2 separate regions of the Homo sapiens genome follow, and region 2 is linked to region 1. Evidence: chromatin loops called from intact Hi-C (ENCODE). Cell type or tissue: endothelial cell of umbilical vein. All regions are shown on one strand. Each heading gives the region's core, and the rest is flanking DNA. Links, peaks and the distances in the headings are about the cores only.

The links. Peaks named below come from ENCODE experiments on the same cell type or tissue, not always from the same donor. Only the 100,000 strongest peaks of a DNase experiment are listed, where the experiment ranks them.
Region 2: it touches region 1 in a loop (8-fold over the local background); 1 of 110 quality-filtered maps calls a loop at or near these places.

The regions. Positions count from the first base shown.
Region 1 is chr18:39,551,881-39,569,083 of GRCh38, reverse strand. All of the region lies in intron 2 of MIR924HG (MIR924 host gene), which reads left to right. Among named protein-coding and RNA genes, the nearest start is that of MIR924, 62 kb to the left of the region's middle. RefSeq lists enhancers at 2,616-3,245, 3,246-3,876. In endothelial cell of umbilical vein, for the core only: no CTCF peak of the experiment used is centred there; a DNase peak (open chromatin) is centred at 7,693.
Region 2 is chr18:39,441,308-39,458,510 of GRCh38, reverse strand. The region is part of intron 3 of MIR924HG (MIR924 host gene); the gene reads left to right. Among named protein-coding and RNA genes, the nearest start is that of MIR924, 170 kb to the left of the region's middle. In endothelial cell of umbilical vein, for the core only: no CTCF peak of the experiment used is centred there; a DNase peak (open chromatin) is centred at 9,410; H3K27ac peaks cover 1,700 bases.

The DNA of each region.
Region 1 (17,203 bases), core at 3,776-11,775:
TCCCTCTTTTTCTATTGATTGGAATAGTTTCAGAAGGAATGGTACCAGTTACTCCTTGTACCTCTGGTAGAATTCGGCTGTGAATCCATCTGGTCCTGGACTCTTTTTGGTTGGTAAACTATTGATTATTGCCACAATTTCAGCTCCTGTTATTGGTCTATTCAGAGATTCAACTTCTTCCTGGTTTAGTCTTGGGAGAGTGTATGTGTCGAGGAATGTATCCATTTCTTCTAGATTTTCTAGTTTATTTGCGTAGAGGTGTTTGTAGTATTCTTTGATGGTAGTTTGTATGTCTGTGGGATCGGTGGTGATATCCCCTTTATCGTTTTTTATTGTGTCAATTTGATTCTTCTCTCTTTTTCTTTATTAGTCTTGCTAGCGGTCTATCAATTTTGTTGATCCTTTCAAAAAACCAGCTCCTGGATTCATTGATTTTTTGAAGGGTTTTTTGTGTCTCTATTTCCTTCAGTTCTGCTCTGATTTTAGTTATTTCTTGCCTTCTGCTAGCTTTTCAATGTGTTTGCTCTTGCTTTTCTAGTTCTTTTAATTGTGATGTTAGGGTGTCAATTTTGGATCTTTCCTGCTTTCTCTTGTGGGCATTTAGTTCTATAAATTTCCCTCTACACACTGCTTTGAATGCGTCCCAGAGATTCTGGTATGTTGTCTTTGTTCTCGTTGGTTTCAAAGAACATCTTTATTTCTGCCTTCATTTCGTTATGTACCCAGTAGTCATTCAGGAGCAGGTTGTTCAGTTTCCATGTAGTTGAGCGGTTTTGAGTGAGTTTCTTAATCCTGAGTTCTAGTTTGATTGCACTGTGGTCTGAGAGATAGTTTGTTATAATTTCTGTTCTTTTACATTTGCTGAGGAGAGCTTTACTTCCAACTATGTGGTCAGTTTTGGAATAGGTGTGGTGTGGTGCTGAAAAAAATATATATTCTGTTGATTTGGGGTGGAGAGTTCTGTAGATGTCTATTAGGTCCGCTTGGTGCAGAGCTGAGTTCAATTCCTGGGTATTCTTGTTGACTTTCTGTCTCGTTGATCTGTCTAATGTTGACAGTGGGGTGTTAAAGTCTCCCATTATTAATGTGTGGGAGTCTAAGTCTCTTTGTAGGTCACTCAGGACTTGCTTTATGAATCTGGGTGCTCCTGTATTGGGTGCATATATATTTAGGATAGTTAGCTCTTCTTGTTGAATTGATCCCTTTACCATTATGTAATGGCCTTCTTTGTCTCTTTTGATCTTTTTTGGTTTAAAGTCTGTTTTATCAGAGACTAGGATTGCAACCCCTGCCTTTTTTTGTTTTCCATTTGCTTGGTAGATCTTCCTCCATCCTTTTATTTTGAGCCTATGTGTGTCTCTGCATGTGAGATGGGTTTCCTGAATACAGCACACTGATGGGTCTTGACTCTTTATCCAACTTGCCAGTCTGTGTCTTTTAATTGGAGAATTTAGTCCATTGACATTTAAAGTTAATATTGTTATATGTGAATTTGATCCTGTCATTATGATGTTAGCTGGTTATTTTGCTCGTTAGTTGATGCAGTTTCTTCCTAGTCTCGATGGTCTTTACATTTTGGCATGATTTTGCCGCGGCTGGTACCGGTTGTTCCTTTCCATGTTTAGCGCTTCCTTCAGGAGCTCTTTTAGGGCAGGCCTGGTGGTGACAAAATCGGTCAGCATTTGCTTGTCTGTAAAGTATTTTATTTCTCCTTCACTTATGAAGCTTAGTTTGGCTGGATATGAAATTCTGGGTTGAAAATTCTTTTCTTTAAGAATGTTGAATATTGGCCCCCACTCTCTTCTGGCTTGTAGGGTTTCTGCCGAGAGATCCGCTGTTAGTCTGATGGGCTTCCCTTTGAGGGTAACCCTACCTTTCTCTCTGGCTGCCCTTAACATTTTTTCCTTCATTTCAACTTTGGTGAATCTGACAATTATGTGTCTTGGAGTTGCTCTTCTTGAGGAGTATCTTTGTGGCGTTCTCTGTATTTCCTGAATCTGAACGTTGGCCTGCCTTGCTAGATTGGGGAAGTTCTCCTGGATAATATCCTGCAGAGTGTTTTCCAACTTGGTTCCATTCTCTGCATCACTTTCAGGTACACCAATCAGACGTAGATTTGGTCTTTTCACATAGTCCCATATTTCTTGGAGGCTTTGCTCATTTCTTTTTATTCTTTTTTCTCTAAACTTCCCTTCTCGCTTCATTTCATTCATTTCATCTTCCATTGCTGATACCCTTTCTTCCAGTTGATCGCATCGGCTCCTGAGGCTTCTGCATTCTTCACGTAGTTCTCGAGCCTTGGTTTTCAGCTCCATCAGCTCCTTTAAGCACTTCTCTGTATTGGTTATTCTAGTTATACATTCTTCTAAATTTTTTTCAAAGTTTTCAACTTCTTTGCCTTTGGTTTGAATGTCCTCCCGTAGCTCAGAGTAATTTGATCGTCTGAAACCTTCTTCTCTCAGCTCGTCAAAGTCATTCTCCATCCAGCTTTGTTCCGTTGCTGGTGAGGAACTGCATTCCTTTGAAGGAGGAGAGGCGCTCTGCGTTTTAGAGTTTCCAGTTTTTCTGTTCTGTTTTCTCCCCATCTTTGTGGTTTTATCTACTTTTGGTCTTTGATGATGGTGATGTACAGATGGGTTTTCGGTGTGGATGTCCTTTCTGTTTGTTAGTTTTCCTTCTAACAGACAGGACCCTCAGCTGCAGGTCTGTTGGAATACCCTGCCGTGTGAGGTGTCAGTGTGCCCCTGCTGGGGGGTGCCTCCCAGTTAGGCTGCTCAGGGGTCAGGGGTCAGGGACCCATTTGAGGAGGCAGTCTGCCCGTTATCAGATCTCCAGCTGCGTGCTGGGAGAACCACTGCTCTCTTCAAAGCTGTCAGACAGGGACATTTAAGTCTGCAGAGGTTACTGCTGTCTTTTTGTTTGTCTGTGCCCTGCCCCCAGAGGTGGAGCCTACAGAGGCAGGCAGGCCTCCTTGAGCTGTGGTGGGCTCCACCCAGTTCGAGCTTCCTGGCTGCTTTGTTGACCTAAGCAAGCCTGGGCAATGGCGGGCGCCCCTCCCCCAGCCTGGCTGCCGCCTTGCAGTTTGATCTCAGACTGCTGTGGTAGCAATCAGCGAGACTCCGTTGGCGTAGGACCCTCCGAGCCAGGTGTGGGATATAGTCTCGTGGTGCGCCGTTTTTTAAGCCGGTCTGAAAAGCGCAATATTCGGGTGGGAGTGACCCGATTTTCCAGGTGCCGTCCGTCACCCCTTTCTTTGACTCGGAAAGGGAACTCCCTGACCCCTTGCGCTTCCCAGGTGAAGCAATGCCTCACCCTGCTTCGGCTCGCGCACGTTGCGCACACCCACTGGCCTGTGCCCACTGTCTGGCACTCCCTAGTGAGATGAACCCGGTACCTCAGATGGAAATGCAGAAATCACCCGTCTTCTGCGTTGCTCACGCTGGGAGCTGTAGACCGGAGCTGTTCCTATTCGGCCATCTTGGCTCCTCCTCGCCCACCAAGTTTTCTATGGTAATGGGGTCGTCTGGTGTTGAGAGAAGAGGTTGGGTATATTTGGTGTGAGGGGGTGTGTTCCCTGGCTCAAGGCTTTGTTGGTGGTGTACACCCACCTGGAGCCACAGGCCACATTAATGGACCGCAGTTGGGCCATGCTCTTGTTGCTGCTGACTTCACTGTTGGTTTGGTCAATCCCATTGATTGTAAGAGTCAACTGTTAAAAATAGAATCAATGGTGCTACCACCAGCTCACTAGCCATTTACAGGCAGTCATAAATACTGAAAATGACTGCCCAGAGGCTGAGCTTCCAGGCTTCTTTTAGCTTTACTTTGAATTTGCTGCTTCTCGCTACATCAGCAGAAGAGAGTACTTGAAAGAGCTGAAAACAGCCCAAGCTGCTTAAGTCTCTCAAGAAAGGAATTATTAATTAAACGTCAACTCCTGTGCATTAAGCTTCTTTTGAAAACCTTTCCTAAATTCATGAGATTTCAGGTTTGGTGCTTTTGACCTGCTCCGCATTCCCGGTACCCACCCTTCTGCTTCTCAAGGACAGATGACCCCCTTTTTACCTATGAGATCAGGTCCATCTTCTCACTTGAATGTAATTACTGAATGTTTACAATGGTGCTCAGCACCACAGAGAGTGCAAATAATAACATATTCTGACCTCAAGGACCTAACAATGACGTAAACATAGGAAAACATGCACTGAGCAATAAAGACTCTTTTACAAGCTGCTGGTTTGGTTGGTGTCACAATGTGACACAAAACTTAGTCTATCTTTTTATTACTTGTTAAGTCGAATATGAAATAATAGTTTACAGTTTCTTCAAATAATAGAAATATTTATTTAATCTTTTCATTATATTTTGTCCATTTATCTTACCCTTTTTGCAACAGATTTATTTTCTTTTCCTCTTTCTATAGGAGCATGAATAAATATGTTTCCCTTGGACATGTCTGTTTGCTCCTGGACAATACCATGGTGTTCAAATTATTGTGGCATTACCATATGCTTATAAATAGCAAACATTTCACAAGAGATGCATATTTTGCAAAGTTTTGAAAGAAATAACCAATTTTAAAAAACTTAGGAGGCCAAATTTTTACAAATTACTCTAATAAATTTCTAAATTTTCTCTGTGGTTGAGTGTTTTTTTTTTTTTTTTTTTTTTTTTTTTTTTGAGAGAGAGTCTCACTCTGTCACCCAGGCTAGAGTGCAGTGGCGCGATCTCGACTCACTGCAAGCTCCACCTCCCAGGTTCATGCCATTCTCCTGCCTCAGCCTCCCGAGTAGCTGGGACTACAGGTGCCCCCCCCACCACGCCCAGCTAATTTTTTGTATTTTTAGTAGAGACGGGGTTTCACCGTGTTAGCCAGGATGGTCTCAATCTCCTGACCTTGTGATCCACCCGCCTCGGCCTCCCAGAGTGCTGGGATTACAGGTGTGAGCCACTGTGCCCAGCAGTATGGTTGAGTTTTATTTTTTCATTTAAAAAATCAATTTTGATGTCAATTTTGTCATTTCCATTTTCCTAGTACATTATCATAGTTATTCATATTTCCAACATAATTTTCATAGGATTTGATGAATTTCTTTCTTTTGACTAGTTTAATTAATTAAATCTATGCTGTCTTTCTTTTTGATAATTCTTACATTTATGTACTATTAGGTTTTAACACTTATTGTTGGACAAATTGGAAATTTCTGTATTTTTTTTCTCTATGCAAAGAACCTCTTTCCGGTTAATTTATGTATCAACTTTAATTTTCAAAAATTTATAATTAGTGCTAGCACTTCTATTAAACTTATTAGTTTTTTTGTTTAGCAATAATTGCACTTTTATGAAATTCTATAGTTTATTTCAAGAGCTTTATTGAGGCATAATTGACTATTTATATTTAAAGTATACAGTAAGGCATTTGACATGTTGTGACATAAGTATAAACCTGTGAAGCCATTACCACAGTCAAAATAATAAACATATCTATCCTTTCAAAAACTGCCCTTATGCTTCTATATCCCATTGCATTTCTTTCCTTCTGCTTTTCCCCATACTCTATTGTTTATCTCTAGGTAATCACTGATCCACTCTCTGTCACTTTACATGTCCTAGAACTTCATGTAAGTAGATCATACAGTATGTTCCTCTTTTTGCTTTTTTTCACTCAGTATAATTATTTTGAGATTCATCTATGTTGTGGCATGTATCAGTTATTTATTTCTTATTATTACTGAATAGTATCCTAATGTATGTATATATTGCAGTTTGTTTATCTATCCATTCATCTGTTGAGGGACATTTATGTTGTTTCTAGTTTGGATTGTTACAAATAAAGATGCTATGAGCATTCATGTACCCATTATAGACACAAGCTTTCATTTTTCTTGGGTAATTACTTAGAAATAAAATGGCTGAATAATATGTTAAATAATTTTTTTTAACTTTTTAAGAAATTGCCAAAGTTCCAAATGATTGAATTACTAAAAATCACCTCAACAGTGTTCAAGAGTTTCAGTTCCTCCATATATTCAACAACACTTTGTATGCTCATTTTTTTAAACTTTGGCTATTTTAATAAGTGAATAGTATTTCACTGTGGCTTCCATTTGCATGAAATTCTACATTTTTATGTGCCCTAGATATTCTGTGATTTTTTGAGATAATAATTATTAAAGAAAATGAAAAATTCCTAAAGTTAGATGTTTATTCATTCTTATTAGATTATAATTGTCATGTAATATGCTAAGACTATAATTTGCAATATTATTAATGGGGATGATAATGGTATTTACTTCAGCTGACATGATAGAGTCATGAACCTAAATATGATAATTATATAAATCACTTAGCACAGTGCTAGAAACATAGAATCACATAAGAATGGTTTCTGTAATTGCTATACTTATGGAATACTCTTAAGGGTAAATCTATCTTGCTTATAATGGGGCATTGAAGAGAAAGAACTGAATAATGTGAGAGGAACCCTAAATTGCCAATCTTGAGATTGGTTATTCTATATTTATTTGTTGATAGATAACCCCAGAATATGTCTCAACAAGACTCTCAACACTATTCCCATTCTCTTGAAAGATTAGCTTCAGTGTTACACGAAGAACCATCTGCCTTCAAGCATCCTAGAGTCCTTGGATTCCATATTTAAATTTCATTTAGAATGGTAAAAGAGTCATAAAATAATACTTGCATAAAGGTAATGACAAAAATTGATATGCAAAGTATCACTTGTTGAGTGTTAAAATATCCAAAACTGAAAACCATAAACCTGTTCATTTAAAAATTACAACTGCTCATTCATTTTGTTATTTGTATTTTTCCAACAGCCAGGACTCCTCAGCATACATATATAAGAGATGATAAGTATCTAAGGAGAGTAATTATTATCTAATAAAATCACAAATTTTGATAACACAAGTAACCGATTTTTAGACAATTGGGCCATTAAGAAATGGTAGAGATAGCAGTAGAAATAACTATTGCTCAGTCAGCATCAGTGAGGAATCTATAAATCTTGATGGGGTTAAAAAACTCTATTTTTTGTAATCCCAGCACTTTGGGAGGCTGAGGGGGGGGTGGATCATGAGGTCAGGAGATCGAGACCATCCTGGCTAACATGGTGAAACCCCGTCTCTACTAAAAATACAAAAAATTAGCCTGTAGTCCCAGCTAGTCAGGAGGCTGAGGCAGGAGAATGGCGTGAACCCGGGAGGTGAAGCTTGCAGTGAGCTAAGATCACGCCACTGCACTCTAGCCTGGGCGACAGAGTGAGACTCAGTCTAAAAAAACGAACAAACAAACCAACAAAAAAACCCCTCTATTTTTTTAATGACAACCTAGACTACTTATGAGTACCCGAGAGTTAATCATTATATCCACTTAGGAGGCCTTGCCCAAGTCAGACAGAAATTCTAGGCCTCAGTTTCCTCATTATTAAAATGTTGATGTACTTACATGGTGTCTACATACCCTTAAAGCTCTTATAGTTTATGATTGTGTGGGCTTATGAGCCCTCCTTTTAGATAAGAGTTGAAAAAAGTTCATGACTTGGATAGAATTACTTATTCCTACAATTTGGAATAGTGGCCAGGAAGTGTAGTCCTTTAGAGGGAAATCTATAAAGAAATCCTGGAAGAATTGGGTCATTTAGCCTTGAGAAAATACTCAGGGAAGGTTTCTTAGGATCTCCTGAGGCATTTTCTCAGGATCTAAGCCAGAAGTCTTTGCTGCTTCCTGTTTAGGCCATCTATAAAGGAAGTCATTAATATAGCCTGGTGACAGCTTTCTTTCTGCCTTACTGAGGCTGCCAAATGTTTGTGGAATACACTTTCCCGTATGTTTCCCTGGATCTGGGAGACAGGAGGTGTAAGTTCGTGAATCACTGAATATGAGGATTCTTACTGAACAAAAAGAAGGAACCCTTTTGACTAAACCCAGAAGAGCCTGGGCCAATAAACAAAACCTTAATTAATGTAGAAAAATATGTCTCTACTTTTGAATATGTGCATCGGAGTCTTTGTTCAGTTAGACAGTGGATTATACCACTGAGATCTGGACTGCCCTGATGTTACACACACACGCGCACATACAACTACTATTATTGTAGTAACAACTCTTCTCATAGTGAACACCTTGATGCATTTAACCATCCCCCTCAGAATATTTATTCCTTTATCCATTTCACAAATGTCCTTTCAGAGCATACTATATAGCCCACACTAGCCTAAGCACCTAGGATATTGGCAAGCAAAAAACACATGTTAATTGTACTCTTAAAGCTTATGTGCAGGAAAGGTAATGACTAAACTTTTGCACAATTTAATGTAAAATTATTATAAAAATGTTGTAAATGTAAATGGAATGGTGCTACAAGTGTCTAATAGAGGGAACCACCCTAGGGATACAAAACTTCATGAAGTAATGTTTGCAGTGTGTTCTGAAGGCTAAGCAGAAGTTACGGTGAAACAGAAAGGAGACTATTCCAAGCAGATGGAACAAGATGTTCTAGGATCCTGCAATAAGAGGGTGATTTAATTAACCCAGTGTGTGTGGCAGACATTAGATGCTAGCCAGTACCCATTCATTCACTCATTCCAAGTGTCCACCATGTGCTTAAATGTAGGCACTGTAGTCTGTGCTGGGAACAGGGTGATGAAAATGAAAGACTGGGTTTGCGACATCATGAAAATTTTAATCTAGGAAAAACATACCTATTAAATTAAGTCAAATGGAAAATAGGTTAAGTTATAATTATGAGAAATCTCAAAATGAATATTACAGAATACCCTGATGTGGGCATGTGGCACAGTTGTGATATGGAATAGAAAGAATTCTTTGGTGAAATGACATTTAAGTTGAAGCCTGCAAGATAAAGAAAAAAGAGTTGATTATTCCAAAAGCAAGAAGAATAGCTGTTAGGAAGGGAAACTTACTGATTCAAAATTGCTGAGACAAGAAATACCTTGGTGCATAAGTGGAAAAGAAAGATGGTCAGGGCAGCTGGAGAAGGTCAAGAGAGCTCATCTGACCTTGAGAGTCATGGTAAGGTCTCTATTTTAGAGGCACTAAGCAACCACTGAAATAGTTTAGAGGACAGAAGAAAGCAGATATAATGAGATTTATGTTTTCAGAATATTTTATGAGTGCTTTGTGGAAAATTTGTTAAAGGTAGGCAGCTATGGAATAGGTGAGCAGAGTGGAGGCTATTGAAGTTATCTAGGTGAAAGAGGAAGGTAACTCAGAATAGAGATGTTGAGCAGGAGTGAATCTGATGTATGTTTAGAAAGCTGATCCAACTTGATTTGGACACCATGACCCAGATCTAGGCCCCCTTTTGCCAACACAAATAGATGACAGCATGTATCACATTCATTGAGCTCTCTCCATCATAGTATTACACACTGGAAAGGTAATTTTCCTATCAGTTATTGCTCAGTGAGTAAATATATTGTGCTTCATTACAGAAGTGTCTTGCAAACATGCTTATATTAGTGTGCTAAATTAAGTCATATTGTGCCCTACCTCTTTTAAATAGAAAATACGTTTTATGAGTAGAGATCAATAACGCTATAGAACATGTTTAAAAAGTAATGTGTTTGATTATAAACATCTTCCATAAAACAAAAAGAATATGTTTCTATTTCAATAAAAAGAATTTAGGTCAGAGACCGAAGAGTACTCTGATGAGAATTTTTAAAAATTCAATAGTTAAAGGAAGTAGGTTAAAAAGATACTGAGTCATGAAATGGGCTAAAGACCTTAAAAACATCCAGTGCCACTGCATGGGGCTCTGCAAATTGTTCATCATAATTTTCATGATTGGCCCCTCTTAGAGTGGGGCAATATGCAACTTGCCCAGATATTTGTGGCTATCCTGTTCTGGCTGTGCCCTATGACAGATCCACCTGTTAAATCTTCTGATTTCAAAAGGTTGGACTATATTGCCAGTACATGCCAATCTAGCTCTACAATTCTGTGATTCCAACCCAGTATTTCTGTAGTTGAATATAGGCAGCTTCTTAAGGTGTTCCAGATGTATTTTCTATCTAGGTGTGGAGAAGACTTCTGTTCATTCATATGTTCTTCTAAAAGTAATTTTAGCCAGTGTGGGAGATTTAGTGAAACTGAACATCAGACTTACTTACATTAGTAAACCTCAGCACAACCTCACTTTATAATCCTGTGGCTCATTCAGGTATGCTTTGTCTCTCTGAGTCCTAGATTAGCAAGTGTTTACATGATGAGGTGTCAGTAAATCTGCCAACACAAAAATGTGCAATCCTCAATCCTTGAACTCAGTTTTCCATACAACTTGACAAGAGGTTTGCTATGAGACCAAAATATATTTTCAGCTGTTACAGACAGCCCTTAAACATTTGCAGCTTGATGCAGTTGAATATTCACACTGTGTTTTTAATTAGGCTAATGTGTGCTTGCTCCAATGTATAATAAAAGACATAATCCATAATTATAACCCCTTTGCACTGCTTCCTGTCAGAGGAATTGGTAAAAAAAAAAAATAAAAAGTTCTTGTTCTCTCTTTCAATTTGTTAATGGGATTATGATGAGCAAAAAGGGCCTGATTACCATGGCCGAGCAGACACGTCTCAGCAAGGTGAAAGGATTAATACTACAGGTCATCAGTAATTTAAAGATGTCAATTGCCAAGCTCGTCTATGGGATTCTGAGAAACCAGAGGATCTAGAAAATGTTTGCTCCTGAGAGGCAAGCACGTTAGTCACCCTTAATAAGTTCAGAGAGAAAAAGTGTCCTCCCACAACTCTGCAATTCAAAACTATGCACCAATCAAAGAGAACTGTTCCAATCATGAAGCTACATATCAGAGAGAAAAAATAAAAGTGAAAAAGAAAATTGCTTCGCAATGAATAAAGTTTAGAACATATTCTATGTAATGTATTCTATCTTGATCTTCATAATGGCTCTTAGCATTTATTATAATATACTTTTATTATTATTATTATTATTATACTTTAAGTTTTAGGATACATGTGCACAACATGCAGGTTTGTTACATATGTATACATGTGCCATATTGGTGTGCTGCACCCATTAACTCGTCATTTAGCATTAGGTTTATCTCCTAATGCTATCCCTCCCACCTCCCCCCTATAATATACTGTTATTTGTCTTTTCTTGTGTAAGATTTTTTCCTCCCAAATGGATTTTAGACTCCAAAAAGGAGCAGTACTCAGCATGTAGCACTGGACATTGCTGTCTGTGGGTGCAGCACACATGCTTATTGATGGTTATAATGAGAGTAAACTCTAAGTTTTTATAGATATATAGCCCAGGAAAGGTCATTTAAGTTAATCTTAGTAGACTTTAGGGGTAGCTATATTAGGCTGTTCTTATGTTGCTATAAAGCAACACCTAAGGCTGGGTAATTTATTTAAAAAGTTTAATTAGCTTACAGTTCTGCAGGCTGTACAAGCATGGTACCAGCATCTGCTCAGCTTCTGGTGAGGACCTCAGGAAACTTCTACCCATGGCAGAAGGAGAGGCAACAGGAGCATGTCACATGGTTGAGAGGGAGCAAGAGAGGGGGACAAGTGCCACACACTTTTAAACAAGGAGATCTCTGGTGAACTCACTCATCATCACCAAAGGAATGGCACTAAGCCATTCATGAGGGATCCACCCCTGTGATCCAGACACCTCCCCCTGAGCTCCGCCTCCAACACTAGGGATTATATTTCATCATGAGATTTGAAGGGCCAAATATCCAAACTAGATCAGTAGCTTTGTTTTTTAAAAGAAATGTATAAAATTAAAGTTTCATGAACGATAATACAAAGTATTTAATCTTATGTCTTTTGCCATATACGTTTTTGTCCTCTGGATTCTTTGAATAAAGAAATAGTGGCGGTCAGGTGCAGTGGTGTGTGTCTGTAGTCTCAACTACCTAGGTAGCTGAGGCAGGAGGATCGCTTGAGCCCAGGAGTTTGAGACCAGATTGGGCATCACAGCGAGACCCCATCTCTAAAAACGAAAGACAGAAAGGAAAGAAAGAAGCTACTGAGGATGCTTACCTACTTCATAATTATTACAACCTCGTGTTCCACAAGGATGACATGATGATGCCAGCAGTCTTGGGATGGGTAGAATTGGTGTCCAGAGTCTCAAAAACAGAATCAAAACAAAAATTATCCTATTCTCAATATAAACCAAAATCTATTCCCCAATTGGTTAGGAGAGAGAAAATTCTAAACCCCTGTACAAATTATTTTGTTAAATGATGTCCCCTTTTCCCAGTAACTGAGATGACTTTCTTATTAGGCTAGAGGACAGCAAGGGGGTGAAGGGAAGCCAGCTGGAAGCCTCTGTTTATGCTATGTGAAGGAGAGCATGATGTACACTGGAGATGAATGAGTACAGACAAGCTAAACACTGGTTCTTTGGAGTATAAGTTTTAAACCATTTCTATTTCAGTAAATAAAATTCTGAAAATAAAAATAAAAGAGCAGTAATTTAAATATCTTAAAGCCAATAAACCAAGCAGGTTATATTTTATTGATTCTGACACTTTATAAGTAGTAATAGTTCTTTTTTCTAGGACTGTTTTTCAGTTTCCTTTGATGTATCTTTGTTGTCTTAGAGGAAAATAAAAGTGCAAAATTGTGTGGGGTTTTTTTGCATTAATTTTGTCAATACTGTCTGTTCTCTTTATTACACAATATAAGAACAATTTAGCCATTTTTAAAAAGAAAGTTACACTAACAATTTTAGGTTATTGGCTTTCTTAAAAAAAAAAAAGTTGAGGGACCTAATAAGGAAATACATTTTATTACATTTGTTATTGATGCTATAAAACACAATTTTAACAGCCAGAAAATGCAATGCAATTGATCATATGTTAGAACTGCATTAATTTGAGTTACTGTATTTTTCATATGTAATTTGAAATTATGTATAGACATAAAAATGTCTTATTGCATGGTATAAATCTATGCATTACTATTTCATTACATTAAATTAAAATCATGTCTATAAGAGATTTTCCCTAAATTCTCTAGTATCTGACATAATTTCCTGGAGGACGCTTTCTTAGACTGAACTGACCACGGTCTATTACTTGGGGTAATTTTCTTCACAGTTCCAGCTTTGGTCTATAGTTTGCTGCTTTTGACCTATTGCTTCTAGAAACAGTCATCAGACAAAAATAATGTCATTCATAAAAATGACCATTTAGTAGTAAAAAATAGAGGACTTTACTGAGGACAGAATAATCAAACATGAGACAGCAGTTTAACAGCCCTTTTTAAAGGCCAGTTTGTTTTCAGAAAAGGAGATGCTGCCTCCCAGTCCATCTCCATCACTCAGCATGTCAAGCAGTGGTGGCAGAGGAATGCGTTCCCCTGTGTGTCTGGGTTTGTCTTGCACAACTAGCTCAGCTCAGAAGAAAAGGGCACCTTCTTATTGGCAGAGTGAGAAGCACATTTTTCAGATCACTTTCCAAGATAATAGCATCTTCTTGATTTAGTTATAATGAAACAATCAGTATGTTAACAAAATATCCTACTTTTCACCATACATGGGGCCCAAACTATTTGTTTGCAAAGTAATTGCAGCATGTACGCATGAGTTTGTGTGTCTGTGCTCTTCAGAGCCCAAATGTTTTAATTAATTACTAATCCTGTCTTTGGCATAATTTCAGGAACATGATTAGGCTGACATTGCACAGATCTACATCCCTCACCCGAGGTGTCCAATGTAGGATCATCTTGGTATCTCACATTCTATCTCTGTCTATCAGAAACTTTCCTCAAGTTAAATTTTTAAGAAAGTGGAGTTTCTTTGGTTTCCAACTACTAACTGAAGAATGCTTCATATTTTACAGTTCCTTTTTCATGTGATGATGCAGTCTCCTGCTCAGGTTCATAACCTTGGAGGTCATCTTTCATCCTGAACACCCTTTGATTATAAATTTACATCACACAAATCTCCTTCTATCATCTCCAGAACATAGCAAGGCTGTGACCAAAGCTGTCTCAGGAAGATGCCAATTCAATAATTCATACTGTTATTATATCTCAGCTGGCTGCAGTAATTCATCCTAGTTGTAACACCAATAACTGTCTCAGCCCTGTATTTTAGTATTGCTGAAGAAGTCTCCCATCTCTTGCCAGTGCAGTGGCTCTAACATATCTGATCTATTTGTCTAAATCAATTGAATTATGCATCTAAGTGTCTCCATTCCATTAATTATTTATATAGCTTTTAGCACCTCTGCCTAAATTCTTCAGCAAAGAAATATAGTCAATGGTTACAAGAATTGGGGGTTATCATAACCTGAGAAGTACTCCAGGAAAGCTGAATGTTGACCCTATTTCTGTGAAAAGAACTGCCTAGAATATCGCAAAGCAATCAGAAACATAAAGGAGAATAAATGTCAAATCAATGTGATTAAAAGAAGAATCTAAAAGTGCAACTCTAATAGAATAAAGGAGATCTAGCTGAAACTGCTCTTCAAAGTTTTGAAGTCTTTACGTTAAGCCAAGAGGGAGAATACAGTGATAGGAAAATAGTATACGTTTTATTCCATTATTCAAGAGCTGCCTAATATGTCCTGGGTGCTGTTCTAGAAACTGGAGAACAAGCAGTTAACAATATAGAAAAAGTCCATGCAGCATTAATGGAAGTGAATGAATGAAGGGGCAATTACTATATGATCGCACTTTACCATGCCTGACCCTGCCACCTAAAGATGACGGTACCTTGCCGTGGTTTGAGAATCCCACCCTCACTTCTGTTTTTTTTTTGTTGTTTTTTTTTGAGATGGAGTCTCGCCCTGTCACCCAGGCTGGAGTGCAATGGCACAATCTTGGCTCACTGCAACTTCCACCTCCTGGATTCAAACGATTCTCCTGCCTCAGCCTCCCGAGTAGCTGGGATTACAGGCACCTGCCACCATGCCCAGCCAATTTTTGTGTTTTTAGTAGAGATGGGCTTTCACCATGTTGGCCAGGCTGGTCTCAAACTCCTGACCTTGTGATCCGCCCACCTTGGCCTCCCAAAGTGCTGGGATTACAGGTGTGAGCCACCGCACCTGGCCCCACTCTCACTTCTTAATAAGCCTAACAGAACATTCTCTTTTGTCCTTGTGGGAGTTTCCTACTCACTTGCATCAAGGCAGAATATGGGCAAACAATTGCCTAATTGTCTAAAATAAATGTGTGTTGTCATGTTGTATTCAAGTTTATCAGAAGAAAGGGACCAACAAATGAGAAAGAGAAAGGTAGAAACGTTTTAAAATTCAATTTATGTCAATGCTAAGCTTAATATGCTGTTAGCAATGGGAAACAAAATAATTTATAGAGAAGAGATGAGTTGGTAAACATTTTCTTTTTGATGAAGGTTTGTGGGGAGCCCTCAAGAGGAGATTAGTTTTTTCTATTATAATGCCTCTGAACATCTCAGTGAGAGGAATAGGTTTAGATAAAAAATTTAGTAATTTGTTTGATTGTAAAGTGTAGACAGCTCTTTCAAGATGTATGAATGAATATTAAAGTAGACAAGGTGGAGTCAAAAGAAATAGCATGGTTCAGAGTGAAATTTTCTGGAACAGGAGAGAGCTGAGCTTTGCTGTACTTGACAGAGAGAAGTTGACTTGGAAGAAAAATGACAAAACAAGCAACAGTGAAACACAGTCCTACGTGAATAGTAGAAGTGTCACCATGCAAAGATGAGATTGAACAGTAAACTTGAATAGTAATACAAAAAGGGTTGGTTGGGATGGAGAAAGAGTTAAAGTGGGATTTCAGGGTGGAATTGAGCTCCCACTTTCATCAGATGTTTCAATATCTCATTAAAGAAAGTTACATGATATTTGCTGAGTATTGTATGAATTTACATACATTTATAGTGGGTTTATAAAGAGGAGATGCTTTGACACAACCAGAGTGTATGTAAAACTTTCATGTGATATGTTTTAGTTAACAGTTTCTTTGCTGACCCTGCTAGACACTACAAGAAAACACATTTTCAGAAACATGTCATTGAACAATGCTGGTTTAATGAAGTCATCCAGCTGAAGTTTACACAAGTTGTAAGTCTCGCAGTGAGGTGACACTTCAAGGAAATGTACCTGTAGCTATAAGCCATGTAACTATTTGATGTGGTGTTTTTGTATAGTGAGAGAATCCAAATTCTAGCATGAGCTTGTAAAATAATGACCATCTCTTAATCTTTTCCTGTCTTACACAACTTCAAACCTTGTGTTACATACACACTCTGGACCTTCTCTTTTATTGCCCAGGAAATTTTCTATATTTATTAACTATCTTTGGAATAATTTCTACCTCTTCAACTACCCCAAACTCTTAACTTTCTTTTAAGAGCACATACTTATAACCTTTAAGTGGCAGTTTTTCATTCTTCCAGGAGCATTCTCCAGGACCAATAGTAAGCTCACTGGGATGCAACACTTATACTGGCTCATCCTCCTGAGGCCACTTCCCTGAGTTCACTTTCTTGGAAGCCATTCCCAAATTATACCACCCTCATTGCCTGTCACTGTCACCAATGATGTTCAAGTCACATCCACAAAATCAATGAAGGTTGTGATAACTTTCTTGCTACCCATTCTTATTTGTGTCACAATCCCAAGAGAATTTAATATTCATAATTATGTTCTTTTAGTAACTCTGGGCTTTGAGTGTGATTCCAGCTGGATTTCCTATTTACTACTACTTTGGTGTTCCCAGATTAGGTATACACCTCCTCTTGAAGTATTTCTAAGTCTTCTCTTCAGCTCAGCTCATAAACTGCATGCACAGTAATATACCTAACACCTATGATCCTACTATTACCCCCAAATGTCCTATGGATCTCCATCATATATTAGAACACATTAGTGATACCACTTAGCAAGAAACCAAAGGCCCTTCACAATTTTGTTTTGACCTTTCGTATCAACTTCCCTGAAAACACCTTTTCCTCTAGAAATAAGATTGTTCACTTTATGTTCTCTGAGTAAACTGTGAACTTTCATGCCTCCATGGCTTAGCACATTTTGTATTTTTCCATCAGATCTAAGCTTTCCTTCATTTTTCTCTCTTCGTCTATTCCGGTTCTTCTGGACTGGGCTTCAGTGCCCCACATTTAACCTTTCTCAGATCTCCACTTCTAACCTAACCACGCTTGTGCTTCATTGTGACTTCACAGAACATGG
Region 2 (17,203 bases), core at 5,968-13,967, 110 kb after region 1:
ACCTCCAACATTAGGAATTACATTTCAACATGAGATTTGGGTGGGGACACAAAGCCAAACATTATCACTGGTATTTTTAATAGAAGGGTATGTTAATTGAAAATTTATTTTATGGAAAGTAATTTAAACATTAAAAAGTGTGTATAATGAAATATTAATATAATTCTACTCACCTTGTTTGCCAAGAATATGTCCCCAAAATATTCTCTTTCACCTTTTCTTGCTTATGTTTTGAGAGATGTTCAATGTATACCTAAATGTGTGTGTAGTGTGTGTATTTACTAAAATGTAAAAATATTATTTATATACTTTCTTCTTTTGCATTTTAATTTAGCCATATGTCAGAGATAATTCAATAATAACACATTATGTTTTAAAGATATTTTAAAGTTTTAAACAAAGTTTTAAAAAAATAGCATGTAAGTATATAAAGAAATAGAAGAAACACCACTTTAATATCTACTCCTCCCAAACCCACACTGTATTTCTTGTAATCATTTTCCCTATTATTATTTTCCTATTCCTTACACAATAATGTATGCTGATATGTCTTGATTCATACATTTCAGATACTATATCTATTGGCTATTCTTACTGGAGAGGACGCCTTATCACTCTTCAAAGAACTCTTACTTGCCCTTATCCGTTCTCCCAATGTGGGTAGTTATTTAGTTACTCTACAAAATTTATAAAATAAATTACCCAAATTCAAAAAATCATGACAAAAATAGACAAGGTTTAATTAAAATTGTGCAAATATTGTATGTTGATTGGCCAAGTATTTTATCATTTTTTAGAGTAACTTTTTGCTGTTGGAGTTATTAGGTTAATTGACTTTTACATTTTTATCATTTTCTCTTTATTCATATTTTTCTATAAAGCTATTATGTACCTATCAATAATTTTTTCCAGGTGCAGAAACACATCACATAAATTGCCATTTGTCTTTCTTCCTTTCCTCCTTCCTTCCTCTTTTTGTTCCTATATGTATGCATGAATCTCTTTCTAGCTATCAATCATCTATCTATGTATCTACGTATCTATCTAGGTATCTATCTATCTATCTATCATCATCATCATCTTCATCATTTACCTGTTGTATAGACTATCTTTGTCATACCTGCTACATTTAAGGGTTGTTTCTCTTTAGGCTTCTGACTTGATTGTTATTCTGGAATTCTGTTTGCTATTTATTCATTTGGGAGTATCTATTTACTGTATCTTACACCTTCTTTCTTCGTTTTAATCTATTTTTTATTAGTGTTTATCCTCTAACAGTTTTCTAAGAGAGTGCAAGGGACATACGTAGGGAGTACTTACATGTCTCAAATGTCCTTGGCTATTGATGATCTAAAATAGCTTAGGATAATTTTCACACAGGTCTTTGAAGCCTTTCCTCTACTCTCTGCTGGTTTCCAGTGTTGCTTTTGAAAAGTCCCTCTTCTATGTGCAATACTCCCCACCCTAGTTTAATTGATTCTTTTTATGTCTGTTGTATCATAATATTTCAGTGCTGTGCTTCATTGCACTCATGTCCAATGCTTACTCAGAAAAAATTGTCATATTCTTCGGCCTTGTAACTATTGAATTGGAATATTTCTAAGAGTCTTCCCTTCTGACAAGATAGCGCAGTCTAGAATAACTCTTTTGAGAAACTTGTGCTATGAAACTATTGAAATATATCATGAATAGTTGTAAAAAAAAAGACTTATAGATGAATCAGGCTTTAGGAGAAGTTCAAGAGTTCATTTCAGACCTGTTGAGTCTGATCTGTCTGTGAGACTTCCAAGTAGAGATGAAGAATTACCATTTAGTGATGCACATTGGGAGTGATATATGAATGGGAATGGCAAACTTTGGAATTAGCACCTATGAGGCTTTAAAACTGCAAGCCAGAATGTTATCATCAAAGAAATCAATGTGGTTTGAGAATAGAAGAGGATTAAGGACTGGGTCCTGAGGCACTACAAAACAAGGGATCAGGGAAAGGAAAAGAGATTGAGAAGGAGGAACTAGTGAAATAAGAGAAAAACTAAGAGAGTTTCTCATCCATCCTTTCTCTTTGTTGTTTTTGCTTTTTATCTTTTCATTATAGTGAAGCTTAGTTATGAGTATAATTATTAAAAATCATGTCCTAGACAGTAGGCAGGGTAGGTTTTTCATTTGATATGTCCCTAAGTCAGCATAGATATTGCAGAGTACATCTAAATAGTAATAGTGCCTGGACAAATACTCTCTAGTGTTCCTTTCAATTTCCTTCTGTGTAGCTCAGAGCTAGCAACACATCACATCATAACACAATGCTATCTTTTAAAACGTAATGTATATCTTTCTTGCTTTCTCACTAGATAGAAAGTTCTTTTGTGGCTTGAGTTTTTATGTTGTCTTTGTGTGCTTAACCCTACCTACCACTTTATTACATGTGCATAATCCTCAGTGGGTTTTTGTTGGTTGCTTTCTTGTGAATCTATTAATATAGTTTTTAGCTCTGAGCCTTTACTTGGGCTCTCCAAAAATCATTCACAAGAAATGAAACCTGGTCTTAGCAAAGCAGAAAATAAGGCATCAGAGCAGACCTTTGATATTCTTCTATTTTCCTCTGCTCAAATATGCTTTCTCCCTTTTCTGCCCCCCTTTCACCTGTGCAGTGGATTTTCTTTCACTGTCACTTAACTTCTCAATGTCCTCAAACTAACTGCACTAACAGTGCTGGCCTTCTTGTCATCACCTTATTCTGCATTTTTTTCTATCCTTTCTCAGGCTTTGTACCAGCATAGCTAAAAATTTGCATCTTTTTAAAAATTTTCCTGGATGTATTATAAGTTATCCATTCTTGGGTAACAAACCACACCAAAATATAGTGGTTTAAAAGAACAGATACTTATTTCTCAGGAGTCTATGGGAAGTTGGGTGTGCCTGTTGACTTGGCCAGGCTTGGCTGATCTTAACTAAACTCACTCTAGTATATGTGATTCATTGCTGGGTTGCTGGGGGCTGACTGGTCTAGGTGGCCTCACTCTCATGCCTGGCTGTTGGCTGGCAGTCAACTGGAATCATGTGAATAGGTTCCTTGTCTTTCATCACCCAGCAGGCCACTCTGGGCTTGTCTACATCAGGACATAAGGGTTTACAGAAGGAGAGCAGACATGTCCATAGCCCCTTCTGGCCTAGCCTTCAAACTGGCTTACTGTTACTGCCCCTGAATTCTCTTGGTCAAAACACCTCACAGGATTAGTTCAGATTCAAAAGGTGAAAAAATAGATTATGCCTCTTGATTGGAAAAGCTTCAAAGTTTCATTGCAAAGCAGTGTTGATAAAAGGAGAGAAATAATTGTAGCCATTTTTATAATCTGTTTACAACACTGTGCCCTTTCGTCACAATTATTCATATCCTTCCCACATTAAAGAAAAACATACCCTCTCCCAACACACCATAAAAGCCTCATTTCATAATGATATCACACATGAAGTTCAGGGCCTTATGATCTCCATTAGGTCCAGAGGCAGTTTTTATTGTGCAACTTTTATTAGTTTCTATACTTATGAACAAAAAAGACAAATTTTCCATCCCCCCTTCACCCATCACAGTCAATATACAATTGTGACACAGGGACAGGAAAACAAAACACATACTCCCATTTTTTTTTAAAGAGATCATTAATCCAGAGCATTACCGAGGTCCCACTGAATCAATATTGCAGGATTCCAAAATCAAGACCAGAGGTATGCCAGGACTATTAGGCCTCAGCTTAGACGAGTACAATTTCACTTTTTCTGACTCCGTGTATCAAAGCAATATACAAAAGCTTGAAAGCCTGGGGAAATAGACTATACTTCTTGATGGTGAGAGTTGCAGAATCACATCGATGGCTACGTGGACAAAAGCAAGAAGATAAGTGCAGCTTTTTTTTTCTTTGCAAAATCTACCATAAGGAGTTTCTGGGTAACAAAAGCACAGCTGATATGTTAATTCAACTGAAAATAACTATGAGTAATAATATATCCTGACTTCATCACATTTGCATTTAAACTAAGAACTTCAATATCTTAATACTTATTTAATAAGTGGAGAACTCACTATCTCATAAACCTATCTTACATATTCTAACTCCATATTGTTGTCTACATGCATTTATTTTCTTTTTGACTCAATTTTATCTTTTTAAAAAATGTTTAAGGTAATACTTACTGCTGGAACAAACAAACCACCAAATCTCAATGGCTAAACCAATACAGTGTATTTCTGTCTTATCCAATGTCCTGTGCAGACATTCAGCAAGAGGCCTTTTGTGTACTGATTCAGAAACTGGGACTGCTTTCAGTTTCTGTTTGCCTTTCCCTAGGTCCTATCTCCTGGTAAGAAAAGGCAAACGTAGAAGATACACTTCCTAGCTTATATACAATTCTGCTAATGGAATTTGTGCAGGACCCTTTCCCTGGGAAGTTGGAAAAGTGCCTGGATTAGGTCTTCTTTGGCAACGTTTCCTGTGCATTGTTTTGCAAGGCCCCTGGCTCACACCTCTGGAAAAATTTTCACAGTTCATTGTCCTACTTGGCCACAGTAACATGCAGTGTTCCTTAGAATCTGCACAATTTTTGCAACCCTCTTCCTGATAATGTGATTGACACCCAATGTTGTTTTATAATTCAAACACCTAAATCATATTTTAGTCCAGCCTTCAAATTCTTTGACAATACAATTCTCTAACATATTAGCAGATTTTAAATGTGCTGTTTCTAGACTTTTCATTGCACTAGTAATTATACCCACAGTTCTTCCAATCTAGGTTTCAGATGTATTCTTATTATCCTAAACCTATAAAGCCCTTTGCTTATTTGTTTCTTCTCTTTCAATGTCTGTTTGAAAATCAGCCAATTCTCTCCTGAACTCACCTCTTTCTTGTAATACTTCGCTAAAGGCCACAATTAGAAGCTAACTCACTATTCTGCTGCATCTTTCCAACCACTTCCCCTAGAGCCACAAGCTCAGTGGGCAGGATCTTCCTTCCAAGTTATTTCACATGGCAGTTTTACCAAATATTTTGCTGCCAGACTACTGTGTCTGTTTTCTTGCCACTGGCTAACGCTACACTAAAGTAAAAAAACTAAAGGTTTTTTATGATGACAATGCCTAGCTTCTATTATCAATGTATTTATTGCTTAGTTTAGTAACACTAACTGCTATTAAAAAACAAAACCCCCTATCTTAGGGCTTAACACCATTAAGAGTTTATCTCTAGCTCCAGCCAATTGCAATGCAAGTATTTGGTGGCCAGCCTTCTACATCTGATTAAAAAACCCTGGGTCCATTTTTTTTTTTTTTTTTGAGATGGAGTCTCACTCTGTCACCCAGGCTGGAGTGCAGTGGACGATCTTGGCTCACTGCAGTCTTCACCCCCGTGGTTCAAGTGATTCTCCTGCCTCAACCTCCCAAGTAGCTGGGAATACAGGTGCCTGCCACCACACTCAGCTAATTGTTGTATTTTCAGTAGAGACAGGGTTTCACCAGGTTTCACCAGGGAGTTTGTTAGCTGAAATTCTCTCAAACTCCTGATTTTAGGTGATCCACCTGCCTCGGCCTCCCAAACTGCTGGGATTACAAATGTGAGCCTGGGCATATTTTTAATGGGAAATATAAAGAGGTAACATACACTAGACCCTTCAAGTTCTTATGAAATGCCAACATTGAAAAATTTCCAGTTCTTGGAAGAAGTTACCTCCAGCTACACATGCCTTCTACCTTAGCCCAAAGGCAATGAAGTAATTGGACTTAGGAGGTTAATAAGTTAGCAACTGACTGCACCCACCGCTTCTGTTTTCTTTTTTCCTACCCCATATGATTTGGGTTTTCTTGCTAAAACTTTCAGCATAGTGCTGTGCCTCTCAAGATTTGGATATGTGTGTGTATGTGTGTTAGCGTGTATGTGCATGTGTGTGTAGGGGGTATGTGTGAGACAAGGAAGATCACCTGTATCTAAGGAGAGGAAGGAAATTGAGAAAGCTTCAATGTGCATAACCTGACAGGGAAGAGAAACTCAAGACTGTGTCACTGGCCAGAGCAACAGTGAAGTTCACTCCAGACTATATTCTCCACTGAGAGCAGAGCCAAAGACATGGCCCTGATGCTGTAACCTGCAAAACGTTTTTTCTAATTTGTATTTCTTCATGATTTTGACCTGTACATGCCTCAAATTTTTGTAATGTTTATCATCTTTGTCATTGATTTGGCAATTCATATAGTTTAGCATCCTTGTTAAAAATATTTTCAATTATTTGAATTGTCTGATTGTTTCTTAAAGGTTTTTATCTAAACTTACTCATATCCCCACAAAATCTAGCACAATTTTTTTCCATGGTAGCTATCAAGTAATTTTTTTTTATTAACTGACCAATTATTCTGAGTCTTAGGAGACAAACTGAGAGGTTTTTTTTTTTTTTTCTTCTCTGGCACCAAATGCATGTGTCATTTTCGAACACCCCTTCTTTAACTCTCTTACACCAACTGGGTGTAAATTATATTCAGTTCTGACACTGTCTATCTAGTGTCAGATCCTGCAAGAGTTAATGTCAGATCCCACAAGTTAAAGGGCTCAGTCCCATAAGACTGCCCCCATTTCAGATGTCAATTGCATGTCCTAGACCACTCGTATTTCTGAGTGACCAGCTATAAATGAGGGGTTTCCATACGCCCACTTTAGTCTCAATAATTTACTAGAACAGCTCCCAGAACTCAGAAAGGCATTTTACTTATATGTACTGCTTTATTATAAAGGTTACAACTCAGCAACAGCCAAACAGAGGAGATGCATAGGGCAAGGTATGAGGGCTAGGGGTGCAAAGCTTCCATGCCCTCTCCTAATGTACCACTCTCCCAGACCTCCATGTGTTCACAACCAAGAAGCTCTTAGAATCCCACCCATCATTTAAGGGTTTTTATGGAGGTTTCATCATGTAGGCATGATCAATTATTATTATTATTATTATTATTATTATTATTATTATTATTATTATTTTGAGACAGAGTTTCACTCTTGCTACCCAGGCTGGAATGCAGTGGCACTATCTCAGCTCACTGCAACCTCTGTCTTCCAGGTTCAAGGTTCTCCTGCCTCAGCCTCCCAAGTAGCTGGGATTATAGGCATGCACCACCACGCCAGGCTAGTTTTATATTTTTAGCAGAGACAGGGTTTCACCAGGTTGGTCGGGCTGATCTTGAACTCAGGACCTCAAGTAATCCACCTGCCTCAGCCTCCCAAAGGGCTGGGGTTACAGGCGTGAGCCACCGCGCGGCCATGATCACTTATTAATCAATCTCCTACCTTTCTACCCTCCCCAGAGGTTGCGTGTGTGGCTGAAAGTTTCAGGTTTCTAGTTAAGGTTTGGTCTTTCTGGCAACCAGCTGCCATCCTGAAGCTATCTAGGGGCCTGTCAAGCAAGGTTGCTTTATTTTGAGAGACAGAGGGAGAGAGAGAGAGAGAGAGAGAGAAATGAAATCTCCTATGACTCTGGAAATTTCAACAGATTTAGGTGCTCTGTGCCAGGAACCAGAAACAAAGATCAAATATATATTTCTTATTATATCACATCCTCCTACTTTAGTTGGTAAGTATAAGGCAAGATATATTCTGGATATTGAGAAGTCTGTTTTTCTGTGTTGAGAAAAGTGAATCTGATTATATGCACGCTATAAACAAGACAGTATTTTTCTAATAGACACAGTGTACTCAGTAAATTAAAAGGGCTGCCACTGTACTTTCATAATTCTTAGTCTTCAAAGTGAATGAAATAGAATACAGTAAGTAAATAAGCAAGTAAATAAAATAAACAATAAAATTTTTATCACTTCTGTCTAGAAATAAGTATACATAATACATCTCTCATATTGTGATTTTTTTTTCCTCTAGTTAATAATGTCATTTCTCCTTTGTGGAATGATCTAAGGATGGGTCTAACAAATGTCATTTTAAATAGAAGGGGTTTTTTTTGTTTGTTTTTCTTAAGAAATTAATCAATAAGTGTATGAATAAATATTTATTTAGGTTAGACATCGACTGGATGAACCAAAACGCTACTTTGTGAAGTACTTTGTAAATGCATGAAACTTCATAATTTCACTTATTTGGAATGATTAGTCCATTCATGCTTGCTGGAATAAAGTTAGCTCTTCCTTGACTATTAAAATAAAATTGACAATATTAAAATTTAAAAAATATTAGCGTTTTTATTAGTGAGGACCATTAGGATTACCTCTTTAGCTGCATAAATAATATTAATGGGTCATTAAAAATGGCTCCTCTAAATAGATTAGTATGTCTTTGTTTTGTTAAAATCTTAAAACTTGTTCCAAGAATTCCCTCCAACTTTAGAGCAGCATCACTTTCTTACTCTATAATAAACAAAGGTTCTCTACATAAAATCTTTCATTAAGTTTTTATTTTTCACCTATTTAATAGAGTAAATTTACAGAATTCTACTGGGCTGCATTACTGTCTATGAAAATTAATCATTTTTATATTAAATTTGTAGATTGTCACTTATTTACTGGCCTGAGGCAAGACATGTTTTACTTTTCTTATCCAAGTATTTAAGAAGTCCCATAGAATAAATGAGTTTCTAATATTAGATATTCTAGAGAAGTGAAGGAAGAAACTATTCTGTGAGCAGGAACATAAATGGTTCGTCTATGTTAGGCTGCATTAAAATATACTCAAATGGAAGTAAGAAAACTTACTTTATAACATGATTTTCTTTGGCAAAATGACAGGAGTTACAGAAGACGTGTTACATGGGTTTCTTGGATACAGAAGTACGTGAAAAAGATTACATGTCTTGAATGCTCTTCTACCTTTATTTTGCTTTATTTTGTCATTACAAACCCTACCTCCTATGACTGTATGTATGTATGTTTATGTGCCTGTGCTTTCATATTACAACTTACAAGCCTATGAAGGCTTAATGTGTCACTATTCCTGAAGACTATAACTGGGGATTCATATAAAGTATGAATACTAAGACAAAACATGTCAAACATTTTTTTTTCTTAATAAACTTTTTTTTTCACACAAGTTGATATTTACTGAAAAATGGTAGAGATGATACTGGGATGCCATATGCCTCTCACTCATCTTCCTTTATTATTAACATCAATATTCCTTTATTATGATGAATTTGTCACAATGAATAAATTAATATTGATGTATTACTATTATTAACTAAAATCAATATGGTATGCATATTTCCTTAGTTTTAATATAATGTCTTTTTTTTTCTATTCAGGCTATGACATTAGAGTTAGTCATCATGCCTCCATAGACTCCTGATAGTTGTGACAATATCTCAGACTTTTCCTGTTTTTCATGATCTTGGCAGTGTGACAAATACTGGTCGACTGTTTTGTAGAATATTGCTTGATTTGGATCTGTCTGGTGATTTTCTCATGATTAGACTGGAGTTACAGTTTTGGGAGGATAACTACAGAGGTAAAGTGATATTCTCATCACATCAGACCAAGATTACATACTAGCAACATGACTTATCATTGTTGATGTTGACTTTGTCCACCTGGCTCAGTAGTGTTCGTCAGGTTTCTCAATGGGAAAGTTGTTCTTTATTGTCTCCTTTTGCATATTGTTCTCTTTGGAAGGAAATCACTATGCATAGCCCACGCTTCAGAAGTGGGATTTTATGCTGCAGCTCTTTGATAAGAGAGGATCTGCATGGATTATTTGTAATTCTTCTACATGGGAGATTTCTCTTCCTCTCAATTTGTTTATTATTTAAATAATTATAAATTCATGGGTATTTACTTTATACTTTAGGGTATTTCCCAACAATATTTATTTTGTTTCTCAAGTTGTTCCAAAAATAGTTATGAGAGCTCTTTCAGTTGACTCCTATATTCTTTGGTTATACACCCAATATTGTGGGTCTTCTTTCTTTGGGCTTTTGTCTCTCTCTCTTTCTTTCTTTGATGTACACCCATCATTGTGGGTCTTTCTTTAGGCCTTTTTTCCCTCTCTCTTTCTCTTTCTTTTCTTTTCTTTCTTTCTTTCTTTCTTTCTTTCTTTCTTTCTTTCTTTCTTTCTTTCTTTCTTTCTTTCTTTTCTGTCTTTCTTTCTATCTCTATTTCTCTTTTCTTTTCTTTTTCTTTTTGTAGCTGTTCTTTTCCGTCTGGCATTCTAAGATGCTCCAGGTTCATCTTGCATATTTACTGCCTCCATCTTTATATCAGCTATCTGCTTTGTTGTTGTTGTTGTTTTTGGAGACAGGGTCTCACTCTGTCACCCAGGCTGGAGGGCAGTGGCATAATCTTGGCCCACTGCAACCTCTGCTGCCTGGGTGCAAGCTATTCCTTTGCCTGAGCCTCCTGAGTAGCTGGGATTACAGGTGCACGCCACCATGCCAGGCTCTTTATTTTATTTTATTTTATTTTTATTTTTAGTAGAGACGTGGTTTCACTATGTTGACCATGCTGGTCTCGAAATCCTGACCTCAAATGATCCGCCTACATTGGCCTCCCAACGTTCTGGGATTACAGATGTGAGCCATTCCCCCTGCCCTTGTTTTTTTTGTTGTTGTTTGTTTGTTTGCTTGCTTCTTTTGTTTTTTGGTTTCTGTTTAATTGTAGAATTACATTAGAATCCAAGATTTGGACACTAGAGTGTTCATTTCTATTGAAATGTTGTTGTTTGTATGTCACCTCAGAGCAAGAAAACATGTATGTGTATACTAGCCCATGTGGATGCATACTTCTAAAAATATTTGTATATGTAATTTATCTGTATCAATATTAAAGTAAATATAAGTTCAAACTGATATCTCCAGCTCTAATCCTTTTTTAAAAATTATACTTTAAGTTCTGGGGCACATGTGCAGTATGTGCAGGTTTGTTACATAGGTATACATGTGCCATGGTGGTTTGCTGCACCCATCAACCTGTCATCTACTTTAGGTATTTCTCCTAATGCTATCCCTCCCCTAGCCCCTCACCCCCACCGACAGGCCCCGGTGTGTGATATTCCCCTCCTGTGTCCATGTGTTCTCATTGTTCAACTCCCACTTATGAGTGAGAACATGCGGTGTTTGGTTTTCTGTTCTTGTGTTAGTTTGCTGAGAATGATGGTTTCCAGCTTCATCCATGTCCTGCAAAGGACATGAACTCATCCTTTTTTTTGGCTGCATAGTATTCCATGGTGTATATGTGCCACATTTTCTTTATCCAGTCTATCATTGATGGGCATTTGGGTTGGTTCCAAGCCTTGGCCATTGTGAATAGTGACACAATAAACATACATGTGCATGTGTCTTTATAGTAAAATGATTTATAATCCTTTGGGTATATACCCAGTAATGGGATTCCTGGGTCAAATGGTATTTCTGATTCTAGATCCTTGAGGAATTGCCACACTGTCTTCCACAATGGTTGAACTAATTTTCACTCCCACCAACAGTGTAAAAGTAGCAGGATGCCTCCAGCTTTGTTCTTTTTGCTTAGGATTGTCTTGGCTTTGTGGGCTCTTTTTTGGTTCCATATGAACTTCAGTTTTTTTTCTAATTCTGTGAAGTAAGTCAATGGTAGCTTGACGGGGATAGCATTGAATCTATAAATTACTTTGGGCAGTATTGCCATTTTCACAATATTTATTCTTCCTATCCATGACCATGGAGTGTTTTTACATTTATTTCTGTCCTCTCTTATTTCCTTCAGCAGTGGTTTGTAGTTCTCCTTGAAGAAGTCCTTCACATCCCTTGTAAGTTATATTCCTAGGTATTTTATTCTCGTTGTAGCAATTGTGACTGGGAGTTCATTCATGATTTGGCTCTCTGTTTGTCTGTTATTGGTCTATAGGAATGCTTGTGATTTTTGCACATTGATTTTGTATCCTGAGACTTTGCTGAAGTTGCTTATTAGCTTAAGTAGGTTTTGGGCTGAGATGATGGAATTTTCTAAATATACAATCATGTCATCTGCAAACAGAGACAATTTGACTTCCTGTCTTCCTATTTGAATATCCTTTATTTCTTTCTCTTGCCTGATTGCCCTTGCCAAAACTTCCAATACCATGTTGAATAGGAGTGATGAAAGAGGGCATCCTTATCTTGTTCTGGTTTTCAAAGGGAATGTTTCCAGTTTTTGCCCATTCAGTATGATATTGGCTGCAGGTTTGTCATAAATAGCTCTTATTATTTTGAGATACATTCCATCAATACCTAGTTTATTGAGAGTTTTTAGCATGAAGGGGTGTTGAATTTTTTCGAAGGCCTCTTCCGCATTCATGGAGATAATCATGTGATTTTTGTCTTTGGTTCTGTTTATGTGATGGATTATGTTTATTGATTTGCGTGTGTTGAACCAGCCTTGCATCCCAGGAATGAAGCCAACTTGATCGTGTGGATAAGCTTTTTGATGTGCTGCTGGATTCAGTTTGGCAGTATCTTACTGAAGATTTTCGCATCGATGTTTATCAGGGATACTGGTCTGAAATTTTCTTTTTTTGTTGTGTCTCTGCCAGGTTTTGGTATCAGGATGATACTAGCCTCATAAAATAAGTTATGGAGGATTCCCTCTTTTTCTATTGTTTAGAATATTGTTTCAGAAGGAATGGTACCAGCTCTTCTTTGTATCTCTGGTAGAATTTGGCTGTGAATTCGTCTGGTTGCGGACTTTTTTTGGTTGGTTAATTAATTACTGCCTCAATTTCAGAAGTTGTTATTGGTCTATTCAGGGATTTGACTTCTTCCTGGTTTAGACTTGGGAGGGTGTATGTGTCCAGGAATTTACCAATTTCTTCTAGATTTTCTAGTTTATTTGTTTAGAGGTGTTTATAGTATATTTGTATTTCTGTGGGATCAGTGGTGATATCCCCTTTATCATTTTTTTATTGTGTCTATTTCATTCTTCTCTCTTTTCTTTTTTATTAGTCTGGCTAGCGGTCTATGTAGTTTGTTGATCTTTTCAACCAGCTCCTGGATTCATTGATTTTTGAAGAGTTTTTTGTGTCTCTATCTCTTTCAGTTCTGCTCTGATCTTAGTTATATCTTGTCTTCTGCTAGCTTTCGAATTTTTTTGCCCTTGCTACTCTAATTCTTTTAATTGTGATGTTAGAGTGTCAATTTTAGATCTTTCCTTCTTTCTCTTGAGGGCATTTAGTGCTATACATTTCCTTCTAAACATTGCTTTCAGTGTGTCCCAGAGATTATGGTATGTTGTGTCTTTGTTCTCATTGGTTTCAAAGAACATCTTTATTTCTGTCTTAATTTCCTTATTTACCCAGTAGTCATTCAGGAGCAGGTTGTTCAGTTTTCATGTAGCTGTGTGGTTTTGAGTGAGTTTTGTGGTTTTGAGTGAGTTTCTTAATCCTGAGCTCTAATTTGATTGCACTGTGGCCTGAGAGACATTTTGTTATGGTTTCCGTTCTTTTGCCTTTGCTGAGAAGTGTTTTACTTCCAATTATGTGGTCAATTTTAGAATAAGTGTGATGTGGTGCTCAGAAAAATGTATATTCTGTTGATTTGGGGTGGAGAGTTCTTTAGATGTCTATTACGTCTGCTTGGTCCAGAGCTGAGTTCAAGTCCTGAATATCCTTGTTAATTTTCTGTCTTGTTGATCTGTCTGATATTGACAGTGGGGTCTTAAATTCTCCCACTATTATTGTGTGACCTGATGGAGCTGAAAAACACAGCACAAGAACTTTATGGAGCATACACATGTATTGATAGCCAAATCAACCAAGCAGAATAAAGGATATCAGAGATTGAAGATCAACTTCATGAAATAAAGCAAGAAGACAAGATTAGAGAAAAAAAGAATTGAAAGGAATGAGCAAAGCCTCCAATATATATGGAACTATGTGAAAAGACCAAATCTACATTTGATTGGTGTACCTGAAAGTGATGGGGAGAATGCAACCAAATTGGAAAACACTCTTCAGGATATTATCCAGGAGAACTTCCCCAACCTAGCAAGACAGGCCAACATTCAAATTCAGGAAATATAGAGAACACTGCAAAGATATTCCTCGAGAAGAGCAACCCCAAGACACATAATCATCAGATTCAGCAAGGTAGAAATGAAGGAAAAAATGTTAAGGGCAGTCAGAGAGAAAGGTCGAGTTACCCACAAAGGGAAGCCCATCAGACTAACAGTGAATCTCTCTACAGAAACTCTACAAGCCAGAAGAGAGTGGGGGCCAATATTCAACATTCTTAAAGAGAAGAATTTTCATCCCAGAATTTCATATCCAGCCAAGCTCTAATCCTTTACTATTTCTATCATTCTAGCTTTCTCCAAATACTTATCTATATACTTCCACTCCAAGAGTGAGACACCTGACTCCCACTACCCTTGATGCATTTATTTGTGTTCATTCTATACTGAGCACCTGCTATATATAGCAGTGCAGCAGGATCAGAATTTTTAACCCCATCGTTGTGAAAAACAACTTTCCCGACTATTACATTGTTTATGTGCTGCTTCATTGCCTTTAGTTTTACACATTCCCCTCATTTCCAAAGTAACTTAAGTCAGCACATCCTCCCTACCATATGCTTTTGAGTAAGCTTTTTCATAAATTTATAATACAGTTATATTATTTTGTCATATTCTTCATTTTATCCTGTTATTCATCCAACCTCATAAATAATTTTAATATGCATGCATTACGGTCCACTCTTCTGTTGTAAAGTTCAGTGGGATTCGACAAATGTATAGTGTCATATATCCACATTATAGCACTATACAGAATAGGTTCAGCACCCTGGAAAGTCATTTGTGCTTCAACTTTCTCCTCCTTCCTCTAAACCCCTGCAACATCTATTTTTATAGTCTCTAGAGATTTGCCTTTTGCAGAAGGTCCTATAATTTTAATCATATACTATGTATCTTTTTCAGACTGGCTTCTTTCACTTGGAAATATGCACTTAAGATCTATCCATTTCTTTTCATGGCTTTCTACCTCTTTTATTTTCCTGTTACTGAATACTATTCTGTTGCACAGTGTACTACAGGTTACATGTGTATCTATTCACTGAGTAAATGACTGGTTGTTTCTATTTTTTCTTGATTATTAATGAAGTTGCTCTGTGTGTTTGTGTGCAGGCTTTTATGTGGACATGTTTTTGAATTACTTGGGTAAATACCAATGAGTGTGATTGCTGTATGGCATGGTAAGACTGTGTTTAGCTTTGTAGGAAACTGCCAAACTGTCTTCCAAATTGGCTGTACCATTTTACACTCCCACCACTAATGAATGACAGTTTCTATTAGTCTGCTTCTTTGCTAGCAATTGGTATTGTAGGTCTTTTGAATTTTAGCCATTCTCACAGGTTTTTAATAGTATCCGTTTATTGTATTAATTTGTAATTCCCTAATAGCAAATAAATGTTGAAGATCCTTTTATGTGTCTGTTGCTATATGTATATCTTCTTTGGAAAGTATCTTTTTAGATTTTCTTTCACATTTTCAATTATGTTGTTTGTTTTTCTATTGTTTAATGTAAATGTTTAGTCTATTCTCATGCTCCTATAAAGGACCACCTGAGACTGGGTAATTTATAAAGGAAAAAGGTTGAATTGACTCACAGATCAGCATGGCTGGGGAGGCCTCAGAAAACTTACAATCACGGCAGAAGGGACAACAAACAAGTCTTTCTTCGCATAATGGCAGAAAGGAGAAGTGCAAAGCACAAGGGAGAAAATCCCCTATAAAACTGTTAGATCTAGTCAGCATGAGGATAACCACCCCCATGATTAAATTACCTCGCACTGTGTCCCTCTCATGACATGTAGGGATTATGGGAACTATAATTCAAAGTGAGATTTGGGTGGGGACAGAGAGCCAAACCATATTATTATGAGTAACATTTCTTTCTTAGATATGCGTTTTGCCATGTTTTCTCCCATCTTTAGCTTGTCTTTTTATTCTTTCAATAGTGTCTCTAACAGATCAGGGGATTTTAAAGTTAATAGACATTGTCTTGTCGTTTGTTTTTTCTTTCATTGGTCATGCTTTCTGTGTTTGTCTGAAACTTCATTGCCAAACCCAAAATCACCTATATTTCTATGTTTTCTTCTATAATTTTTATAGTTTTTAATTTTATATTCATTTTATTTGACATTTGATTTAATTTTTGCAAAAAGTGGATCTATGTTCCTTATTTAAATATATGAACCCACAATGGTTCAGTACAATTTTTTTAAAAGACTGCCCTGTTTCTATTGAATCTTATTTGCTCCTTTATTATTGTAACATATAAACAAATGTTGACTATATTTGTTTAGTTCTATTTCTGAGCTCTTTCTTTCGTTCATTGTTCTTTGTCTGTTCTTTCACCAACATCACAGTGCTTTGGTTATTAGCTTTACAATAAGACTTCAAGTTGGGTAGCGTGAATCCTCCAACTTTGTTTTTTATTTTCAGTCTTATGTTGGCTATTTTATTATGTCTTCTGCCTTTCCGTGGAAATGTATAAATGAGAGTATTTTCTGACTTCACAGTGAGAAAGTGATGGGGCCCCTGGCAGTAAAACCTATAGTAATGTCCCCTCGTACCCCCCTCCCCCCAACACAAAAAAAAACCCTGGCAGCTCCCAGGAGTTTCTCACTCTGACACTAGTACTAGTCTACACTTAGCCTCCAGCAAATTGTCAAAATTACAATTTTAGTGATCTCACCAGTTTATGACTCAGGTGATCTCACCAGTGACTTTGTATTTACCTTTCTCTCTATATTTTTGATTTGCCAGTGACCTCAGTTTTCTGATGAATTCAAAAGTCATTGAATTTTAGTGTGTTCAGTCTTTTCTGTTTTTGTTGTTTTGAGAACGGGAGTGTTGATTTCTAAGCTATTTGCATGTAGGATTTAAAACTAGAAGTCAGCATGCCAACAACTTTACAAAGAAAAGTGAGTTCATCTGCTTTTTCAAGAAAATATTCTTAGCTTATTGTGCATGTCTCATCATAACTTTGAAAGTATTCAATCAGTATCTCTACCAAGTCTTACCCTATGATTTTGGTCAAGCGAACACTGTGTTATTCTCAGTTTTTTCTGTGTCATCACTACATACAGAAAATGACATAAAAACTTATAATTATACAACTTAAAACTTTTTAATTCTTGTGTAAAAACACATTAAGTTATTATGAATAAAAAATAAATCTATTTAAAAATAAAAACTAGTCAATACTTTTCATATTCTTAAATTACC